2 separate regions of the Mus musculus genome follow, and region 2 is linked to region 1. Evidence: chromatin loops called from intact Hi-C (ENCODE). Cell type or tissue: heart. All regions are shown on one strand. Each heading gives the region's core, and the rest is flanking DNA. Links, peaks and the distances in the headings are about the cores only. Region 1 holds the start of Plpp1 (phospholipid phosphatase 1). Region 2 has its middle 16 kb from the start of Gm41067.

Region 1 (10,551 bases), core at 1-8,000:
AAATCCCAAGTTTAGTACAATCCTTACACTCTCCTAGAAAGGTAAGTTTACTATAAATCTGTCTTCCAGAAGTCAGCCTTAAAAACACTTTGTATCTGCATCAGTGTTCTCACGTGGTGTTAATTGTGGGGGCTGATGTTACCACATCGAAGTACATTTTGTTCATAGCTAACTAAAATAAGTAGGCTACTTTCTACTTAGGAAAAGGGAAATCTGGGAGATCTTGACAATACACTGAACTACTTTTAAAGAAATTTCTGCAGCAGCCCAAGAAAAACAACAACAATAACAGCTAACAACAACAACAACAACAATAATAATAAATAGATAAAATAACATTCAAATAGATGTAGATAGAGAGATGGTTAAGAACACCTACTCCTCTTCCAAGGGACCTGGTTCAATGCTCAGCATCCACACTGCAGCTTATGACTGTCTGCAACTCCAAAGTCTAACATCCTCACACAAACATATATGCAGACAAAACACTAACGGAGGTAAAATGAAAATTAGAAAAAAATGATAATTTATGTAAAAATATTCAAGTGGTGAGGTGTTTTTTTATAAAAGCAAACCTAAAGTAATACAGAATCCCTCAGAAGAGCTTTGCTTCAAATCACTAAGCTGGGTAAGATGGTTCATGCCTGTATCTAACACTTCAGAGGCTGGAGGACTGGCAGACGTTCAAATCTAACCTGGTCTACATAGTGAGTTCTAGGCCTGGCTGAGCTGTGAGGCCCCATGTTTCAAAAAACAAAACAAAACAACAAGAAGTATGGGAAGAAACTGTAGATATTGACAATGGCTTAGGAGAGCATATTCCTGAAACTGTAAGGCCAATTACATTACTATAAGATGACTCAGAGGTCAACAGGATGTGTCATGTTGCAAATATAGGCCACCTGGCAGAAAACAGAATTAATAAAACTGCACTGCATATGTGTTTTCCCACTGTACATGATCTTTGTCAGTTTATTTGTTCAATAGAAATTTGAGGCTGACCCGAACTCGCTGCGCAACCCAGACCAGCCTCTAACTCAGGAATCTTCCTATTTTAACCATGTGAGGGATGGGATTACAAACATGAGACAGGGCACCAGGCAACCACATCAACTTCCCTCCAGCCCTGATATGAGGGTTCGTGGCTAATCTCACTGTCTCTGATTATGTCATGTTCCGTGGATACACCTGGGAGGCCTGCTCTTTTCTGAGGGGAAACAGAGGAGTGGATCTGGGGGGGGGGGGTGGGGGGGAGGACTAGGAGCACTGTGCTTGGGTATACTGAAACAAAATTAATTAATTTTAATTAGAAATTACAAAGTATAATTAGAAAGTATAAATCTACCATATGGCTTCATGTTATTAACATTAGCTGTGAGGCCCTATTGTTTTCAGCGCTCCTCATCAATGTTGGGTCCGTAGAAAAGCAACACCATACTTTAGCCAGGCACGGGAGAGCGTGCCGATATTCCCAGCACTGAGGCCGAGGAAGAAGAGGACACAGGTTCCAAACCAGGTTGCACAGCAAGACCCTATCTAGAAAGAAGGAAGAAAGAAGGAAAGGAGAGAGGGAAGAAAGGGAAAGGAAAGAAGGCAGAAAAGAGAGAACGGGGAAATAGTTCATAAACTAATAACTTAAAATAATCTACCCCGATATCTGAAAAGATGTTTCTATAAAGGCTGTTCTTGGTTAGTGACCCGGGCTCTCCCTAGGTAGCCCAAGCTGGTCTTGAACTAAACATTTTCCTACCTCTGCACCACAAGTGCCTGGGCTACAGGTCACCACATCCTAATGGATGTCCTAAGACTGAATCCCGCAGAGTGAATTCCTCAATGAAAGGTGGCGCGGGGGGGGGGGGGGGGGGGGGTCCTTCCAAATAAAGAAGTTTCTTTAAAAAAAAAAAAAAAGGAACTCTTTAAGAAAATGCATTTAAACCGGGCGTGGTGGCACACGCCTTTAATCCCAGCCCTCGGGAGGCAGAGGCAGGCGGATTTCTGAGTTTGAGGCCAGCCTGGTCTACAAAGTGAGTTCCAGGACAGCCAGGGCTATACAGAGTAACCCTGTCTCAAAAAAGAAAGAAAGAAAGAAAGAAAGAAAGAAAGAAAGAAAGAAAGAAAGAAAGAAAGAAAGAAAGAAAGGAAGGAAGGAAGGAAGGAAGGAAGGAGAGAGAGAGAGAGAGAGAGAGAGAGAGAGAGAGAGAGAGAGAGAGAAAATGCATTTAAAAAAAACAGGTACTAAAATTTTAACAATTTTATAAGATTATAGGCACCTAAATGGTCAGGCTGGAAGCAAGAGAGAGGAATAGTCTAGAACAGCGAGATTAAGTTAAAGCCTGGGGAAATTTCCTATCTCTGAGGAACCATTATGCTGATTTGTATCTAGGATGCAAAAGCCACTAGTTCAGTCGCCTTGAAAACTCGCCAGGACTATGTCAGTTACTTAAACCAGAGTCCCACCACCCAAACTTCCAACAGCTTACAACTAGGTAAATTGCCTGACCCAATGGTCTACAAGTGACAGACACGATACAGGAAAAAAAAGAAGAAAAAAGAAAAAGAAAAAAAGTGAAAGCTACCCCTTCCATGCCTATCCCTTGACAAGATGACTCTAGTTTTGGAGGTTTGGGAAGTTTTGTTTTTGTTTCTCCTGAAGGAGAAACAAAACAAAACAAAAAAAAACATCTGGAGACGAAAGACCCCAGAATTGAAGTCTTCCACCAGGGAAATAACCTTAACTTTGCTGTAGCTAAAGAAATTAAAGAAGCTAAAGGCGCTCCGTGCCAGGCTGTCACAGGAGACAGGCACACCAAGGCAAGGGCTGCGCTATAAGCCAATAGCAGGACTTCTACGGGATGGGATGGGGAAAAGCAAGCTTCTTCAGACCTCATCAGGCAGAAACCTGGCCATCTCCATCGCTCCTGCAACCTGACAATTTACAACCTGACGACGCCTTCTAATTAGGAACGTTCTAAACCTTTTATAGACGAAGAAAACTTTCAAGTGCTTCTCACCAAGTTATGATAAGCTGGGCACTGAAGCCTGCCTGCCTGCCTGCCTGCCTGTTCCCAGGGAGGGAAAAGTCCGAGTGTACCGAACCTCCAGCTTCGCTGCAGAACCTGATGAGCCAGAGACCAGGATTCTCTGCACGGTGCAGAGGGAGGAGCCCACCCTGCCTGTTAGAGTGGGCCGGGAAACAGAGGGTAACAGCACAGGCGAGAACAGAGGCCAAGCAGGGCTAGACTCAGCGCACCGGCAGACAGGCAGGGAGAGCCCACGCTGGAGCCAGAGTGTTGGATGCAGAAGCGGGGATCACCCCCACCCCCACCCAGCCCCGGCCCCCCGAGCTGCGCAAACGGCTCCCCACAACTCTCTCCGCAGCCACCGGCGCACGCGCGCGCGCGCACGCCGGGCACACCCACCCCACACCGGTGCGCGGCTCCGCCTGGAAGACCCCCGGGCCGCGGCGCCTACGTACCCAGCAACACGCAAATCACATCGAGGGCCACGTACGGCAGCCGCGTCTTGTCGAACATGGTCACCGGCTGGATGGTGTCACCACCTGGTGCGAGTGGCGGGAGGAACAGACCGCGGCGGTCCAGATACCCAATTCCCAGAGCCCCGCCCTCGGGATGGCGGCCGCCCCAAGCGACTGCGAGCCTCTTAGACTGACGGGAGCAGGGACCAGGGCAGTTTGGATTGGGCCGCCCTGCCACCGAGGGCAATCGTGTCCCGGACTTTTCCCTTCACGGACCCGGTACTGGGCCAGTGGCCGCCGATCTGTCGCCTCAGGCGCCTGCTCTCTCAGTGCTGGCTCGTCGCGGCCAATCGCCCTCCGCTGCCCTGTGCCCTCTCCAACAGGCCGGGCGAGCTCTAAGGATGAGGACTGGAGGAACACCGCTCCTCCCGCCCCAGGCGCGCCGCTCCGGCCAGTGCGCGGTCTCGCCGGCTGCAGCGCGCGGGGACGAAACCCAGGCCAGCGCAGACAGCCAATCAGCGCCATCGGCCCCGCCCCGCCGACTTGCGGAGCCCGCCCCGAATCTGGAAGCTGGTTAACGGGGCGGGGCCAATTGCAGGGATTGGGAGTCCTCTCTTTAGTCCATTCAGCCCTTTAGTGCTAGGCGATGCTTCCTTTAAAGGAGAGCCAGACCCCGATACACCATTCCATAGCTCCTGCTGCCCGCCATCCTTCTCCTCCCATGGGCTCTCCCTCCAAACTGTTTAAATGAGTTACCTCTAAGCCCCTTTCTGTGAGGGGCCTGCACCTTGGCCTTCCTGTTGGTCGTAGCTGAGCTTCATTCTAGCAAGAATCCTTCTTGCCCTCTGGTCATTCTTGATATTCTAATACTTAATATCTGAACCCTCCCGCCTTTGGTGTACGTAAATCCGCAGTCTACCCTTAGCAAGAATACCCCTGCCATTAATGTCTTCTTAGTCATGTTCTGTTCACTGACTTCGAATCTCCAGCTCAGTTTCCGCTAACTGCAAGTCATGTCTCCTACTGCAATAGACTTCGTTGGGACTTCACTTGGGAGGAGTTTGGAGACTTGTTCAATGGTAGAGCTCTGGCTTTAGCACGGAGGGGCCTTATTTTTGATCAGTAGCGCAGCTTCAGCCATGCTCACACAAACAATAGAGTTAACTATGTCTTAAGAAATATCAATGATTCAATAGTGGCAGTCCCCGTACCCATTCCCAGGAGGCCTCCAGAACACATTTAGTAATCTCAGTTTCCAAATGTGTAAAAAGAGGATCTCAATGATCCCCGCTGTCTATTCTAATTAAGAGGAAGTGGTGAGACTCAGAGAAGATAATGTGACAATTGCTTTATAAAGAGTTAAACCACCACTACCAATCTTAACAATACATGGTTTCCTCCTTGCTCAAGACTTTTTTTTTTTTTTTTTTTTTGACAGAGACTCCTTTAGCCCAGGCAGGCCTCACATTCGGCTGTGTAGCCGAAAATGGTCTTAACTCCTGCATCTACCTCCCAAGGCGTTACAGGCATGAGCCAGCACCCCTGGGGTTTTTCTTCTTATAGGAAGATGTAAAATACAAATCACAGAATGTGCCTTCTGTTTTCTCAGGTATTTCCTGCCAAGCATCCCAAAAGACCAGTGAGTGGAAAGATGCTACTTCCCAAGGGGAGTCAGATGTGTTTCCAAGTGCAACTATAAGCCATAAAAATGTGTATTTGTAAAAGTATATTCTTATTTTAAAGATATATGGATTTTTAAATTTCAACTTATTTTAATTGTTTCTAAAAGCTCTCAACAATTTACACGCAAAAAGATGTGGCATTATTATTTATTATTATTATTATTATTATTATTATTATTATTATTATTATTTCGTTGTTTTCCTTACCTCCAGAGTTACAAGAGTCCTAGGTAGCATGGTCATTGTTGTATGCCAGCCCCGCGGCCTACTTGAACCGGGTACACCTGGAAGGCAGGCTGGGGCTGAAAAAGACTTAGACGGCGAGAGAAATAATGAAGCCAAAACGATTCCCTGTTCAAGTCTCGCCAGTTTACTAAGAGAGTGTGCTTATAAGGGGAAGGCCCATCCCCCGCCCAGTCCATTCTTGGTGTCTGGAGCCAGCCTGTAGGCGACATGCAGGATAGGATGTTCCTCCTGAATATCTCAGGGCCCTCTCAGCAGGTAGCAGTGTCTTGGAGGAGACCAGTGGCAATTGACAGAACAATAGAGCCATCTAGGTCGAAAGGCTCCACCCTAGGTAATCTCCGTAGTGGCAGCAAGGTCAAAGTCTGGATCAGCCTGCTTCGAGGCTGGGGGAGGCTACAGGTCATAATACATTTAGATGACTATTTTTTTTAAACTTTTATCAAGCACATACTATGTGCCAGGTATAGTCTAGGCAAGATGGCTTCCCTAAACAGCTTTGAGATGAAGATGTTGGACACGGTGGTATCCACCTGTAGTTCTAACACTGAAGACCGGAAGCGAGAGAATCAGGAATTCCGGGACAACTGCCCATACATGGAAGTTTTTTAGTTCCGCTGATGGGAAATCTCCTTTCAGATAGCTACCATCCTAGTTTGGTTTCTGTTGCTGTATAAAGACCATGAACAGAAGCAACTTGGGGGGCGAAGGGGTTTATTTAAGTTTATAGTTGTAATCTCTCATGAGGGGAAGTCAGGGCAGGAATTAAAGGCAGGAATCTCGAGGTAGGAATCAAGGCTGAGACAGTGGAGAAACTGTTTACTGGCCTGCTCCCCATGGCCTGCTCCCCAGCTTTCTAATACCACCCAGGACCAGCACCACCCACAGTGAGTAGGACCCTCCCAAATCAATCATGAATCAGGAAAATGCCCTACAGACTCTATAGGTCAGTCTGATGAAGGCAGTTCCTTAATCTAGATTCCCTCCTCCCAGATTACTGTAGCTTGTGTCAAATTGAAAACAACAACAACAACAAATGAACTCTGGCCTGGCGTGGTGGCGCATGCCTTTAATCCCAGAACTGGAGAGGCAGAGGCAGGAGGATTTCTGAGTTCGAGGCCAGCCTGGTCTACAAAGTGAGTTCCAGGACAGCCAGGGCTAAACCCTGTCTCGGAAAAAAAATACAAACAAAAAAACAAAACAAAACAAGAACAAAAACCTAGCCAGGACAGGTGGGAACTGATAAATGAGCAGACTATGAATGAGCAGATGTTAACCCTGTTAGGAAACAGGGTGATAGGAATTTAGAGGGCCATGTTCTACCATTTGCCCATCCATAGTTTATCATTGACAAGAGAGAAAGGTTACTTTTATAAAAGAGACCAGGCTGTCATCACATGAACTCAGGTGGTCAAACCTAGCCTCACTGAATTTCAGACAAGACATTGGTTGTGTTAGGTGACATAAAACACAATATACCGTGCATGCATCACCTATAAAGAACTGGTACCAAGAACCTTTCATCCAAGCATAACTGTCTGTAATCCTAAAGTCTAGACTCCAGAGACATATTGGATGATGGAATAAGTCAACTGAAGCTATTATAGATAGCAACCACTCGAAATTAGAAGAAATATCTACTTCTAAAGTGTTTCATTCAAATGTGAAGTTTCAAGAGCGAGGGAAATAGCTAAGTTGGTAAAAGGCTTGTTATGCAAACACAAGGACCTGAGTTTGGATTCGCAGCACCCATGCAAAAATCTGAGCATAGCTAGCCAGACAGTAGCTGGACAGCACACGCCTTTAATCCCAACACTCAGGAGGCTGAGGCAGGTGGATCTCTGAGTTCGAGGCTAGCCTGAACTACAGGCTAAATTCCAGGACAGCCAGAGATGTACAGAGAAATCCTGTCTTGAAAAGCAGAACAGAACAAAACAAAACAAAACAAAACAAAACAAAACAAAACAAAACAAAACAAAGAGAGAGAGAGAGAGAGAGATTCTAAACTATCAGTGAGCACCTGTAACCCCATAACCGAGGAGGTGGGGACATCCGGTTCCTGGAGCTTCCTACCTGGCCAGGCCAGCCTCTCAGGAGCTGCAGGTTCAGTGAGAGACCTTGTCCGAAAGAAATAAAGTAGAGCAGGATTGAGGAAGACAGTGCTTGGTACCTGGCCTACACAAGCACAAACGTGTTCACACAAAACACACACGTGCACACTCACACTTGCTGGCACACCAAACAAACAAACAAACAAAACCAAACAGGTGAATTTTCAAAATATCTTACTAAATGTCAGCACTCATTTCAAGGTTAACTGGACTGCATAACAAGACCTCAATGAAAAAGGAAAGAACAAGAAGAGGAAGAGGAGGAGGAGGAGGAAGAAAAGCTGCACTTTTCTTCCCAGCACTGCAGAGGCAGAGGCAGAAGGATCCTGAGTTCAAGGCCAGTTTAGGCTACTAAAAAGTTATGAGCTAGTCTGGGTTACGGAGTAAGAGACACTCAGTCCTCCAATATCCCTACCCCCCAAAAAAAGCAGGAGCAAATTCTGATCAATGCCCTTGTTCATTATTTATTCCTCCATTTTAATATCATTTAAGAAAAAACAGTTCTATTAGATAATTCACAAGCCAGCAAAATTGCTTAGCACATAAAAGCTCTTGCAGTACAAGCCCAACGACCTGAGCTCAAGCCCCAGAACCAAAAGTGGAAGGAGAGCACTGACTGCTAAAGCTGTCCTCTGACTTCCGCACGTGCACCATGGCACAAGTGGACCCTCCTCATGCACACGTATTATATACACACAATAACAATACGTTGTCTAACTTTTAACTCATCTATCCTACAGTTCACCTGTTGAAAGTATATAGCCTTGACACTTTGAGTATGTTCTCAGAGTTGACGGATCATGATCGATGGTAAGACATTTTGATCAGTCAGGAAAGAAACTTTAGCGCTATTGACGAGTGATCCTTTCGGATTTCTCTTCTCCCATCCTTGGGCCCTAGGCAATCACTTATCTACTTTTCGTATCTATATAATTGCCCACCCTGGTCTTCTTCTCCCTACCCCATCCGCCTGTAATTGTTTAACCGTTGGTCAGCATCTCCCTTTCTCTTCTTCGCAATCACTCATGCCTTTGGCAAGCACCATCCCAGACAGTCTTCCGCTTGAGATCATCTTTAGATTCCATGCATGAGCAAGACCAGACATTAGTTTTCCTTCTGTGCCTGACTTACTTAAGTATGTGTTCTCCAGGTTCCCATGTGTGACAAATTATAGGATTTCATTCTTTTAATAACTAGACTCTCTCCGTCTCTCTCTTGCTCTCCGCTTACATATCTGTTGATCTCATGTCTTGACCAATGTAGACAGTGCTGCCATAAACATGGATGTGCTGATGTCTCTTCAATATACAAGTTTCATCTTCTTTGGATATACATACACCCAGCTGTGGGATTTGTTGGGGGGGAGGTTTATGGGGTAATTTTATTCCTAATGTTCTGGAGAAATTCCATGACAGTTATGCTAATTTACACCCCACAGATAGTATATAAAAATTCTTGTATCACCATATATCCACTGTTCTGAATCTTTTGTCTTTTGGGTACTCATAATTCTAATAGGTGTGAGCTTATTTGCCTTCCCCAACGATTGAGTGATTTGTGCAACTTTCATTGATCTAACAATGTAGTCCAGTCTCAGGACACAGTTGTGAAAGGGTCAAAATGAGCAGGAAAGGACATTTTTCTCAAGTAGCCTGCCACCCACTGAGAAAGCCAGGCACATAGCTGAATGAATGCAGTATTGTACAGAAGTGTGCTGGTGTACAGCAGGCTTACAGACTGGAGTGGGAGCCCTGGAGAGATGCCATAGGGAGGTGACTCTCGGATTCTTTCCTGGCCCTCTACCACACCAACAGTGAGTTTCTGGGTGAGAAGGAAGTACAGAGTTGAGATGTTAACAGGCGCTCCCCAACTCAGAAGTCCTAAATAACAGGACTTTAAACATTAGGTTAGTAGGCAGACATGGTGGCACACACCTTTAGTTAGGTTCAGCTCTAGGGAGGCAGAAGAAGGAGGATCTCGATGAGTTCAAGGCCAGCCTGGTCTACATAGTGAGTTCTAGTACATAGTGAGACCCTGTCTCCAAAAAAAAGTTAATAAATCAAAGTCCATTCAAATATATCAACTCCTTCCCTGTTATAGACATTGAGGTATGTGCTGTGCTGTATTTTGAATTGGGAAAAGAAAGATGGTGAACTACTCTGTGTTGGAGTAGGGTTCACACCCACGTGGGGAGTTGTATGATCGTGATTAGGTTCTGGAGCAATGCTGAGACAAAATAAATCAAACAACGTGGAAATGGTGGTGAAATTTTACAAAAGAAAATTCAAGTTGTGACAGCACTAATAGCCCTTGGGGGGATGAGACAAACTTGGCCCTAGACCGCACCTGAATCCTCAGAGCATCCCTTAAATGCTTAGGGAAGTTCGCTTTTGTTCTGTGGCTCTCCTCCCTGCAACTAGGACATCAAACAAAAACTAAGTATCACAGGGCTGGGAAGAGTATTCCTGAAGACTACCCCCCAAACAAACAAACAAACAAACAAATTTCCTCCCTTCGGTTATGCTAAACTTCAAAACAGAGTCTGTGTTAGTTACCTTAGCCTTGACTGAGACAAAAACATGTGAAGAGAGGCAACTTATAGGAAGAGAAGCTTGTTTCTAACTCAGTCAAGTTGATCAGAGTCTACCATGTCCTGCATTTCCACCCTCTTCAAAACCTTCAAAAACTTGAGCTCAGTTCCATTCCTTTATTAAGAATGCTAGTGTGCCGGGCATGGTGGCAGAGGCAGAGGCAGGAGGATTTCTGAGTTCGAGGCCAGCCTGGTCTACAAAGTGAGTTCCAGGACAGCCAGGACTACATGGAGAAACCCTGTCTCGAAGAAAAGAAAGAAAGAAAGAAAGAAAGAAAGAAAGAAAGAAAGAAAGAAAGAAAGAAAGAAAGAAAGAAAGGAAGGAAGGAAGGAAGGAAGGAAGGAAGGAAGGAAGGAAGGAAGGAAGGAAGGAAGAAAAGAATGCTAGTTGTGTATTATTAGTAAGCCTCTCTCTATTACAACAGAGCTCCCCGTGTCTTCATTTTACAA
Region 2 (10,551 bases), core at 1,320-9,319, 48 kb after region 1:
TGGGGGACAATAGTTCTCTATCAAGGGGAAGGGCTAGGAAACATACAGATCGTGACTGTGAATTAACAGGGAACTAACAGACGGTGATATCTTAGCTGGGAAACAGAGTCTGCTAATGAAATAGAATGAAAAATGACCAAGGAGCCAAGAGATAAGCCAAACAAATTCAAACTGGCTGCCCAAAGACACATTGTTCCCTTTGAGACGAATAGTGGGACTATAAAATCAAATCTTTTTCCATTTTCACAGTCTTTGTTAGTGCCTGCCGTAGCTGACGCAGTGTGGCTGGCTATCTCACAGTCTTTCCTATCATAGGTGGCTGGGCTGGTCTCCTAGTTGGGAACTTTCCATTGCTTTGGGGACCAACTTTCCCACAGTTTTTCTCCCACGAAGCCTGCGTTTAGAGATGAAAGCAGCGAAAGTGAATGGCAGGAAGAGCGAGCAGCTGGTACACTGTGCTATGACTTCAGAGTGATGCAAGTGTCACTGGAACCGGGATGCTGAACGAACAGAAACCCACAGAGCAGAGCATCAGGGAGGCCAGCCACACCCTGGAGGCCTCACCTTGTGAGGACACAAAGGGACAGCTCATGGGTCAGACGTTCCCAGCAAAAGATACTTTTCAGCCCTTTAATGAAGAAATGGTGGTTCTCATCTGACAAGTTCTCAGCACACAAGGGAAACATTCAAAACAGCTTGGGTGTGGCCTCATAGGCAGACATGACCCAAAAGTGAATCTTATTCTTTCTAGGGGAGAAGAGATGAAAGACACCTTTTTATATCATGGCCTTTTGTTGTTTTTGTTGCTGTAGCAAAATGCTAGAGGTCCAATGCTTTATAAAGATAAAAAATTCCTATGCTGGCATTGGCTCAGCCCTAGAGAAAGTTTTATGGTGGATGACCTAAAAATGAGCATGCTGGGAGCAGAAGTGAAACACCACAGGGCTGGAGACACTCTTTTCATAACAATTTTGTCTTTGGGAACTAACCCTACTTCAATTAGACAACGTTGTCGAGCATGGAACCCCATGACCTTTGATTTTCCTGTAGGTCCAACCTCTTCAAGGCTCCACTACTTCAGCAGGGCCACACTAGAAGCCAAACTTCCATTGTGTGAGCCTTTGGGGACTAAATCTTCAAATCACAGCATCTAGATTCTGCTGGGGTCCCAACAATACTTTCAAAATGTTCTGGACTGGGACTACTAGAATGGCACATAGATTTGTGGTCCCCTCACAAAAAAATCAAACAAGTTTTTGATTGTGTGTATGTATATGGGTGTGTGTGCATACATGTGTGTGCAGGTGTGTGTGCATATATATGAGTGTGTGTGGAGGCCAGAGATCAATATTGGGTGTCTTCTTTAACAAATCTATATTTTAGATGGGTTTACCAATAATGTAGCAAAGGATGGCTTTGAACTCCTGATCCTCTCATCTCTACCTCTAAGTTCTAGGATTATAGTACTACCAGACCTGGCTTCCTCTGTTCAAATACACATTTTAGAGAAGGACTAAAAGACAAAGTACAAAAGAGATTAAGGAGTTAGGAAGGTGGTTCAGTTGGAAAAGTATTTGTCATACTCAGGTCTGAGGACCCAAGTTTGGATTCCCAGAACCTGGGTATAAAGCTGGGTATGGTGGAATAGATCTGTAATCCTAGCACTGGGTAGCCAGAGACAGGAGGCTCCCTGCACTCAGTGGCTAGCTGGTCTCATGGAATGGGTAAAGTCCAATTTTAGTGAGACACTTTGCCTACAAATACGAGGTGGAGAGCACTAGAGAAAGACACCTGATATCAAACTTTGCCTTCCACACATGTGTGCACATACATATTTGCGAACACACACACACACACACACACACACACACACACACACACACACAGCCCAGAACATAGGGATTTGCAGAGAGGGGAGACAGAATGCGTGGAGTTTGTTTGAATCCACTCTGCAAATATTATGGTTTCCCGAGAAGAGCTGTCTCTTGGCTGAATCCTGTACATTAATCACAGTCAAGGCAAGCCCAGTGGCTTTTCCCTCTCTCACAGCAGGAGCCCATCCACTCCTGAGTCTCTTCTCAGACCCTGGCAACTTGTCACAGCTGCTTTGTTACTGAGCCACGTGGTCAACAGGGAGTCAGCTCAGCTTTGCTGGATCTACCACCCCAGCCCCTGGCTGACCTCACTACACACCCTCATGTATGGCGGAGAAACTCAGGAGCCAGCGTGCATCGGTTAAACTGCTGGCCTCTCCAGGATTTGGGGGAGCTCTGCTCAGCACAGCGGAGACACAAAAAGGAATCAGGAGACAACTATGGAAGTGGCAGAGGACCGCAGTGTCCTCGGCTTGGAAAGCCCGGTCACATTAGGACTCAGCTCCGTGGTCTTTGGAAACTACGTGTCACAGATTGAGTCCAAATCCAGCCTTGACAGATTGCAGTTTTCATTCTGTACTCAGGCATTTTAAGGCACTGGCGAGAGAGCTGCTAATATTTTCCACACGTCACAATGGAATAAAATCAGGCAAGGAGCAGACACAGGCAGAAGTTCCTGCAGAAGGAGAAGATAAAATTGATGGAAATTAGCGATGCAGGATCTTAAGATTTTTTTGCCTTCATTTATTTTTCAGCACACACACACACACACACACACACACACACACACACACGCACGCACGCACGCACACACCTACCTGCTGAGCCACCTTGTCAGCTCTAATATCTGTGATCTTGATTTGTCACAACCTGACAAAGCAATATTTAATCCGTGAAGGCCCACAGAGCCCAGTGAGGCATCCACCTCCTCACGAGAGCTTCACCACCACCGTGGGGAGCAGGCAGATGAGTCAGCCCCTACTGGCTTCTGCCCCATCTGGCCTCTTGATCCTTAGGCATTTCCCAAGCCTTGAGCCTCCCAAGGGCCCATGTGACACAACTGGAGTTCTTCGCTTGTCACTGGGCCTGGAATTTCCATGTTGCTTCCACACCTGGTCACCAGATGGTGTCACAGACAAGCTTCCAGGTGGGTTCCAAGCTGCAAGGTCCTCCTGTTGTGTCTGCTTTGCCACCTGGCTTTTTTTTTTTTCTCTGTCACTCTGTCCCCAGCTGTTGTCAGACTATTCATAACTGTTTATTCTCTATGTCCACTCACCCACCTCTGGATCATGGGAGTATCCTAACTTATTATTTTGGAATTTTCAAACAGCTGACAAGAGAAAGCAGTGCAGGGGCAGGTTGTCTGCATTTTTTTTTGTATTTGCACTTTTTTACACGCACGCATACATGCACCCCTATACACATATATACACAATACACACACATGCACACACCCACACAAGTACACACACATATACATACAAACACACACACACAGATAGACAGAAAGACAGACAGACAGATACTCTCTCTCTCTCTCACACACACACACGCACACACACACACACACACACACACACAGAGTCCTTTACAGCTGTACCTTTTTCAACCTATTATCCAGTTAGGGATCATGCATTACCATTTTATTGTCTGTTGTCGTTGCTGTTGTTGTTGTTGTTGTTGTTGTTGTGGTTAGTGCCTATCTAGAACAGCTTTCTGGTTTCAGGGGCTCCTTTTTTTTTTTAGGGAGGGGGACAAGCAGAGTCTCATTCTGTAGCTCAAGCTGACAGGGAATTCTCAATCCTCCTGCCTCAGCTCCTTGGAGGGTTGTTACAGTGGCACCTCTAGCTTGTTCCACATGGATGTTTATGAAGAGCACAGGGCCCCTTACAAAGCAAGCATGAGGGGATGTCTGATTGCCTCCCATGCTAGACGCAGGCTAAGCATTTGGAATGGCCTACTGCTGTATGGTTTCCTTGGCTGTGCCCAGTACTCATTTTTACTCCTCTGCTCAGGAAACTTTCTCTGTCCTCATACCCTGACAGAAGGCAAGGCCCCACAGGTGGTTACAAATAGGGGACCCAGCTGGGCTGCGGCCACCAGTTATCACTCTGACAACTCAGTCATCTAGACTTGGCTAAGGGAAACAGAAGAACACTCTCTCGGATGTCCTACTGTCCTGTATGACAGAGGCGCTCTTAGCCCACGCCGATCTGGTTAGCCCGAGGTGGACTGTGAGGATAAAGGATGAGACTGAGTCTCCATGGAAGCAAGGGCTTAGTGACGTCAAATCCGCAGGAACTGGAAGACCTAACCTTCACCTGTGGACAGAGTGTCTACTCCAGTAGACACTCCCAGCACAGGGCTCCGCGCATCGACAGGAAGGATGGGAGCGAGAGGAGCCTGGAAGTCTGGCTGGGGTCAGAGATCTGGCAGATATCCATGCTCTGTGCTAGCAAGGATGCCAAGGTCTTCCTTGAAAAGGAAGTACGGGTATCACACATTGAAAAAATTAAAGTGAACCCTAGTCCAGAAGCTGTCACGGACCAGGAGACAGTAGAACAGAGTTCCTCCCAGGCAGGAAGCCTTTCCTGTTCTGGTGTCCTTATGACTAAGCTCTGTGCTTGGTTCAGGGGAAACAGATCATTTCTGCTTTAGAACGAGTGAACATGGATGGGGAGGTGATTCAGGGGACAGAGTGCTGGCGTAGATGCACAGAGCATGGGGTTTGATCCCCAGCTAGGCACAAAGGGAGAGAGAGCAATGGCGTGTACCTGTAACCTCAGCACTTGGGAAGCAGAGGCAGGAGGACCACAGTGAAGGGCATTCTCAGCTACACAGTGAATCTGAGGCTAGCCTGGGCTACCAGAGATCTGATTTGTTTGTTATTTTTCAAAGATAGAAATGAATATGATTCCCCATATGCCGGGTTTAATAAGCATCCCAAGGTGCCTGCTGTTGAGATGAACCATCGAGGAGAGAGAGAGAGAGAGAGAGAGAGAGAGAGAGAGAGAGAGAGAGAGAGAGAGAGAGAGAACCCAGTTGAGATATAGGACTGAGCCAGAGAAAGCTGTTGCATGTTATTATAATTAGGTTCAACCCACCAACACCACAAATGTTTTTCACGATAAATGAACCACTTTTTCTGCCTGCAGAGGCCCTTTTCCCAATCATACATTTAGTAGCAGAAGAAGCAGGGTCACAAGGCCGGCCTTTCCCTTCACTGCCACACAGGGTGGGAAGAGAAAGAAAGACGTGGATGTACTCAGAGCCAGAAAGCAGCACCCGCGACTCACTCTTAAACATCATAAAAGCTGGGAAGAAAGCCCCACGGGGGAATCTCTCCAGATGACTTGGATAGGAAGCCAAGGTGCTCCTAATAAAAAAGGCTTGAACATAAAGGTTTGGCACATTCTTAAGATGAGGAGGACAGTCAGGGTGAGTGGTGGAGCTGTGTGCCCTGGCTGTGTTCAACATCTGGAGTCTTGGATGCTTCCAGCAAGGCTCACTAGACCATGATCAGGTGACCATGGAAGATTCCTTACTGGCTAGAAGTACGGAGGGTGGGGGTGGGGGTGGGGGTGGGGGTGAGGGCGGGGAGTCAGGTGGCTTAGAAGAAGGTATTTTTAAGTTGAGCCGAGTGCAATGGCATTACCATCTCCACATTTAGAGACTAGGAGTAAAAAAAGACACAAAGAAAGGAAGTGGACTGCTCTGGGCCTTGGGTTAACTACAGCCCGGCGCTGCTTCCTTATATAGGTTTCGTGTCCTTAGGTTAGGCTTTCAAAAACCCATGTTTTTTTTTTTTTTTTTTTTTATTTATAGGCAAGCAAACCCCAATTTTTCTAAATTCTCCCTAAAGATGATGCTGACCAGACCGTAATTTCTATGATCGCCAGGCCTGGAGCCCGGCCTTTTGCCCTTCCTGTCTGGGCCCCTTAAAGAAACTAGGTTACCCCTCCAGGCCAGTGATATTTCCTTCCTCCTTCCTCCTGTCTTTCTTTGCCTTCCTGCCTCTCCTCTCCCTTCCTCCCCCACTTCTTCCTTTCTCCTTTCTCCCCTCTATATCTGTCTCTCCCTTGCCCTTTCCTCCCTGTCCTTTTCCCCCTCCGGGTCCCCCTCTGGCGCTTGTCTCTAAGCCCCGCCCCCTCTTGTCTCTAAGCCCTCCCAACCCCGGAGGCTGGCGGGTTCCACTTAGTTCCTAGCCTGGCTGGAGGACAGCTGGGGGAGCATTCTGCTGCCAGCGAATTGGCAGAGAGAACAAACTACCTAGGCTCTCCTGGATGGATTTTGTCATGGCAGCTGGCGCACACGACACCTCGTATTTAGGAAAAGAAGCATGGCATTGCTTTAGGATGACAGGACCCCCGTTTCACTCTGCTCCGAATGTTTGTCCTGTTACAGAACTAGTGCAAACAACAACAAAAAAAGTTAAAAGGAAACCCCACCCTTGCACCGTTTCCTCACGCATCTCCCTCCTGCTCCGGGCCTGCCTGGCAGGACCAAGGAGGGAAAATTCTTGTAGTTACAGCCAAGTGAATGGTGGGGCCAGGTTTGGCAGCTGCAAAGGGCTGAGTAAATCTTGGAACACTGGGTCTGAAAGAGCTCTTAAGGAGGACTGAGGCCCGCATTCTCCTCTAATGGGGAAACCAAAGCCAGGCAGGTTGCTTGGTGTTTAGATAAAATTGTGTCTCCCAGTGTTTACATGTCGAGGTCCTAAGAGTCCTCAGAGTTGGATGTTATTTAAAAATACGAGTCTTTAGAGAGGCAATTAAGTTCAAAATAAGGTCATCAGGATGGGCCCAAATCCAGGATTAATTGGGGGCCTGATAGGAAATGGAAACTCAGAGGCATATCATGCAGAGGGAGAGACTGCCCAGCCATGCACAGTCCTCAGAAAATACCCAAGACTACCTACCAACCAAAGTCTAGCCACCAGAACCAGGAAAGAATAAGTTTCCATTGCGGAAGCCACCCAGTGTGTAGTGCTTTGTAATAACAACTCTAGCAAACAGATACACATACTATTCCATAAGACACACGGATACATATCTCACTATAATGATCGATAGAGTGAGACAGGGTCCCTAACTCCCCTCCTTCCAGGTACCCTGCCCCTAGCCTAGCTACAAGTTATGTGATTGCCGAGAGCAAGGGTACTTTCAGGAGGGATAGTTCTCTAAGAGCCTGAAGATCAGCCCCGGCATCTCCCAGGCTGGCATCTGCACGTGTGAGTAGAGGCAAGACTCTGCTCCTATCTCCTTGGCTATGTATTTGTTCCATGTTTTTGAGACACAGCCCTGGCTGTCCTGGAGCTCACAATGGAGACCAGGCTGGTCTCAAACTCATGGAGATGGGCCTGCCTCTGCCTCCCCTGCTAGGATTAAAGGCGTGTGCTACTAGGTGCCGCTCATCAGGTGTAAGTTATGCCCAGTGAATTTGTTTTCAAGGAGCCCAGGAAAAAAAGAGGCAGTCTCTTTTTCTGTGATCGGCATTACAGTTTTAGGACTTGTGTTAACTTTTTAAAGTGACCAGGGCCCTTCATTCTTTTCTGTTCATTTGTTTAGTTTGGGACAGGATCCCTTGTCCCAGGATGGCCTTGGCCTTGCTCCTTAGCTGAGGTTTGCTTCGCTCTCTCAGTTCTTCCTTCCACCTCTGCATTGTGTGCTGGGGTTACAGGTATGGGCCACTACCCTGTTCTTAGCAGCTCTTTCAGTGAGAACATCATTAGCCACTCTCATCTTCTCTTGTGTTCACAGCTGTGTTTCTTATCGTTATTACCAATGGTGTCTCTGATTTTTATCAAATTAAAATTATAAATGGGCTTGAGATATGTCATTCAGGCTAGTTTTAACTGTCAACTTGACACTATAGAATCATCTGGGAAGAGAATCTTAATGAGGAATTATCTAGATCACGTTGACCCCTGGTGGGTTATCTTGATTGTTAGTTGATGTAGGAAGACGTAGCCCACTCTGAGCAGCACCAATCCCTAGGCTGGGGCCTGAACTGTATGAGACTGTGACAAAGCAAGCTGGCAGCATGTTTGCATTTGCTTCTCTTTATCTTGACTGTGCATGTGATGTGGCCCACTGTCCCAAGCTCCTGCCTCTGTGACTTCCCTGTAATAATGAACTGTCACCTGGAGTTGCTCTGGAGAGTTTCCTTTTCTGTAAGTTGCCTTTGGGGGGGGGGGCAGTATTTTATCACAGCAACCAAAGTGAAACTAGGATATACACCATGACAGTTTTCTAATTGGAGAAAAATGTGTTTTGTTTTGTTTGAGACAAGGTTTAGAGCTTGATAAGTAGACCAGGCTGGCCCTGCACTTGCTGCCCTACTGCCGCTGCCTTCTGAGTGCTGGAATTGACAGGTACATGCCATCACTCTCTGCTGGAGGGACATTTATAGGGGATGGAGTGATATGGACCCTTGGGAATGGCTCTTCCCAAGAGGGTGAAGTTCTCACTAGAAAGGCGATCAAAAATTATCAGCAAGGATTGTCACTGCCACTAAAGCTGCCTCGGTTGCAAAATGAGATTTTCGTAAGGGCATTAGGAAGGTCAGAAGGATCAGGTAACTTGAGTGGGCTTTATTTTCCTTCAGGGTAGGTGCACCAGATTCTATGTCTGGCACAAGAATTTTCCAGAAAAATCCTGGTAGGCAGGGATAGAGCTAGGGACAGGCACTGGGCACCCAGGGATAAGGATTAGCCAGCTGGCCCTAGGAGAGCTTGCCATAAGAACTCTAGCTTCTATTATTACCTCCAAAAGCATGAAGAAGCTAGTCGCATACTAGCTTTCCAAAGGGCACGATAAGAGTGCATGGCCCCTGGCCGGGTGTGGTGGTGCACGCCTTTAATCCCAGCACTCGGGAGGTAGAGGCAGGTGGACTTCTGAGTTCAAGGCCAGCCTGGTCTACAGAGTGAGTTCCAGGACAGCCAGGGCTACACAGAGAAACCCTGTCTGGAAACAAACAAACAACAAGCAAACACCAGAAAACTGTTATTGAGGTAGAGCCAAGGGAGAGCATCCCGTGGATGAACTGCTCGCCTTCAAAGCACAGGGCCTGAGTTTGACTCATGGCACCCATAGGGTGGAAGGAAAGAACTAATGCCACAAAGTTGACTTTTGACCTCTACATGTTGTGTAAAGTGAGGACGTGACTCCCTGCCGGGTCTGGTTGAAGGGAAGGTTTTTATTGTAGATGTGAGGGAGGCTATAGCCAGAGGCATCTGGAAGAGTCCAGCGTGGGGGAGACAAAGTAGTATGCTGAACATGGCTAGCTGACTGAACCCTGCCATGAAAGGAGAGGTAGGGTACGTGCGTGTATGTGTGTGTGAGAGAAGAGAGGGAGAGAGAGGGAGGAAGAGAGAGAGAGAAGAAGAAGGAGGAGGAGGAGGAGGACCAAGAGAGTCAAGAAAGAGCCAAGAGAACACATGGACAAGATGGATTTCTATAGGAATGATGGCGGGGGAAGGGGATCTGGAGAAGTTTAGGGTAGGGATTGAGGTGAGAGGAGCCTGGGTATCTGGCTTTGTAACAGGTACTTGTGTTGCTGAGAGAGTCTGGAAGCCAGCATGTACTTTAACGTGTCTACTAACAGGCACCAGTTAACCACTTGTCTGGAGTTTCTTTTAGACCTGACACATCTCAGCCCCAACATTTGTAGCTCCCCCTGCTTATATAAAAATAGTCCCTCCACCTTGTTCCAAGAAGAGTCTTGTTTCTCTTCAGAAAGACTATGCTTGTTAGCCACAGTCAGTTCTCCAAAGGATATGTCACCCTCCCAACAGAAGGGAAGTTCCTCCTTGTGTTAGGCCAGGCCTTCCAGATACAGAGTCAGAGACAAGGAGGGGGGCTCAAGCAGGTTACACAAAAGAGATCCCAGCCTGGGAATGAGGATGTAGGAACGAGAAGGGGAAGCAGTATAGCCCTCATGAGGATGTACTAGTGAGCAGGCTACCCCTGGGGTGATGGGGACACAGGGCACCCTTGGTTAGTGTCACACCACTGGAATGCCGCTCTGTGATTCTCCCATTTTCAGAGAAGTTCTGTCCCCAAAGGCACCCAGCATGAAGCATCTTTCACCTGCTACACACAAGCCGTTGAGGAAGCCCTCAGCACTGTTAAATAACAGTGAGTGCCTGGCAGACCTGGGTGGGGCAGCCAGACATCTTCTCTATCGAAGTCTTGCAGCCTTCCAGTCTTTGATCTGAAATTACTACCCCGATCTGCTCTTGTAAATATCTCTTTACCAATGCTCACGTAAGTAACCCTACTTAAACTTAATAAGGACACACACACACACACACACACAGTGAAACTTGAAAATAGGAGGGAGTCTATTTGGGAAGAGGAAGGGGAATTAGCAGGATGGGGGAGGGGTAAAAGAACATAATGAGGGTGAAGATGACCCATATACATCATATATGGGAATGAAAACACCCCAAAACACAATATTATAGATAATTAACATATGCTGATAAAAGTCAGACGGTCTCGTTCTGAAGTTGGAGCTACCTTCAAATTCACCATCTTTTTGCTTCAGTCTCACAAATGCTGGGGTTTGAGGTCTGCCTCACCACACCTGGCCTTTCTCCGTGGGTGGCCAGAGGGCTTCTAACAAACAACCTCTGCCTCAAAATGTATAGGTGAGGTCGCTGACAGACAAGGTT

What was found. Hi-C counts contacts between places; a loop is a spot of excess contacts. Peaks named below come from ENCODE experiments on the same cell type or tissue, not always from the same donor. Only the 100,000 strongest peaks of a DNase experiment are listed, where the experiment ranks them.
Region 2: a loop joins it to region 1, with 2.6 times the contacts of the local background. A loop is called at or near these places in 10 of 42 quality-filtered maps.

What each region holds. Positions count from the first base shown.
Region 1 is chr13:112,794,191-112,804,741 of GRCm38, reverse strand. Plpp1 (phospholipid phosphatase 1) reads right to left here and starts at 3,965. Exons shown (of 6, transcript NM_008903.2): 1 at 3,476-3,965. The coding sequence starts at 3,533. It overlaps Gm41067 (a long non-coding RNA gene), which reads right to left. Exons shown (of 3, transcript XR_873969.2): 3 at 5,371-5,469. In heart, for the core only: no CTCF peak of the experiment used is centred there; DNase peaks (open chromatin) are centred at 3,231 and 3,981; H3K4me3 peaks cover 2,237 bases; H3K27ac peaks cover 2,054 bases.
Region 2 is chr13:112,747,456-112,758,006 of GRCm38, reverse strand. No RefSeq gene overlaps it. Among named protein-coding and RNA genes, the nearest start is that of Gm41067, 16 kb to the left of the region's middle. In heart, for the core only: a CTCF peak has its summit at 2,980 (motif pointing right); DNase peaks (open chromatin) are centred at 2,286, 4,306, 6,036, 6,386 and 2 weaker places; H3K4me3 peaks cover 670 bases; H3K27ac peaks cover 4,947 bases.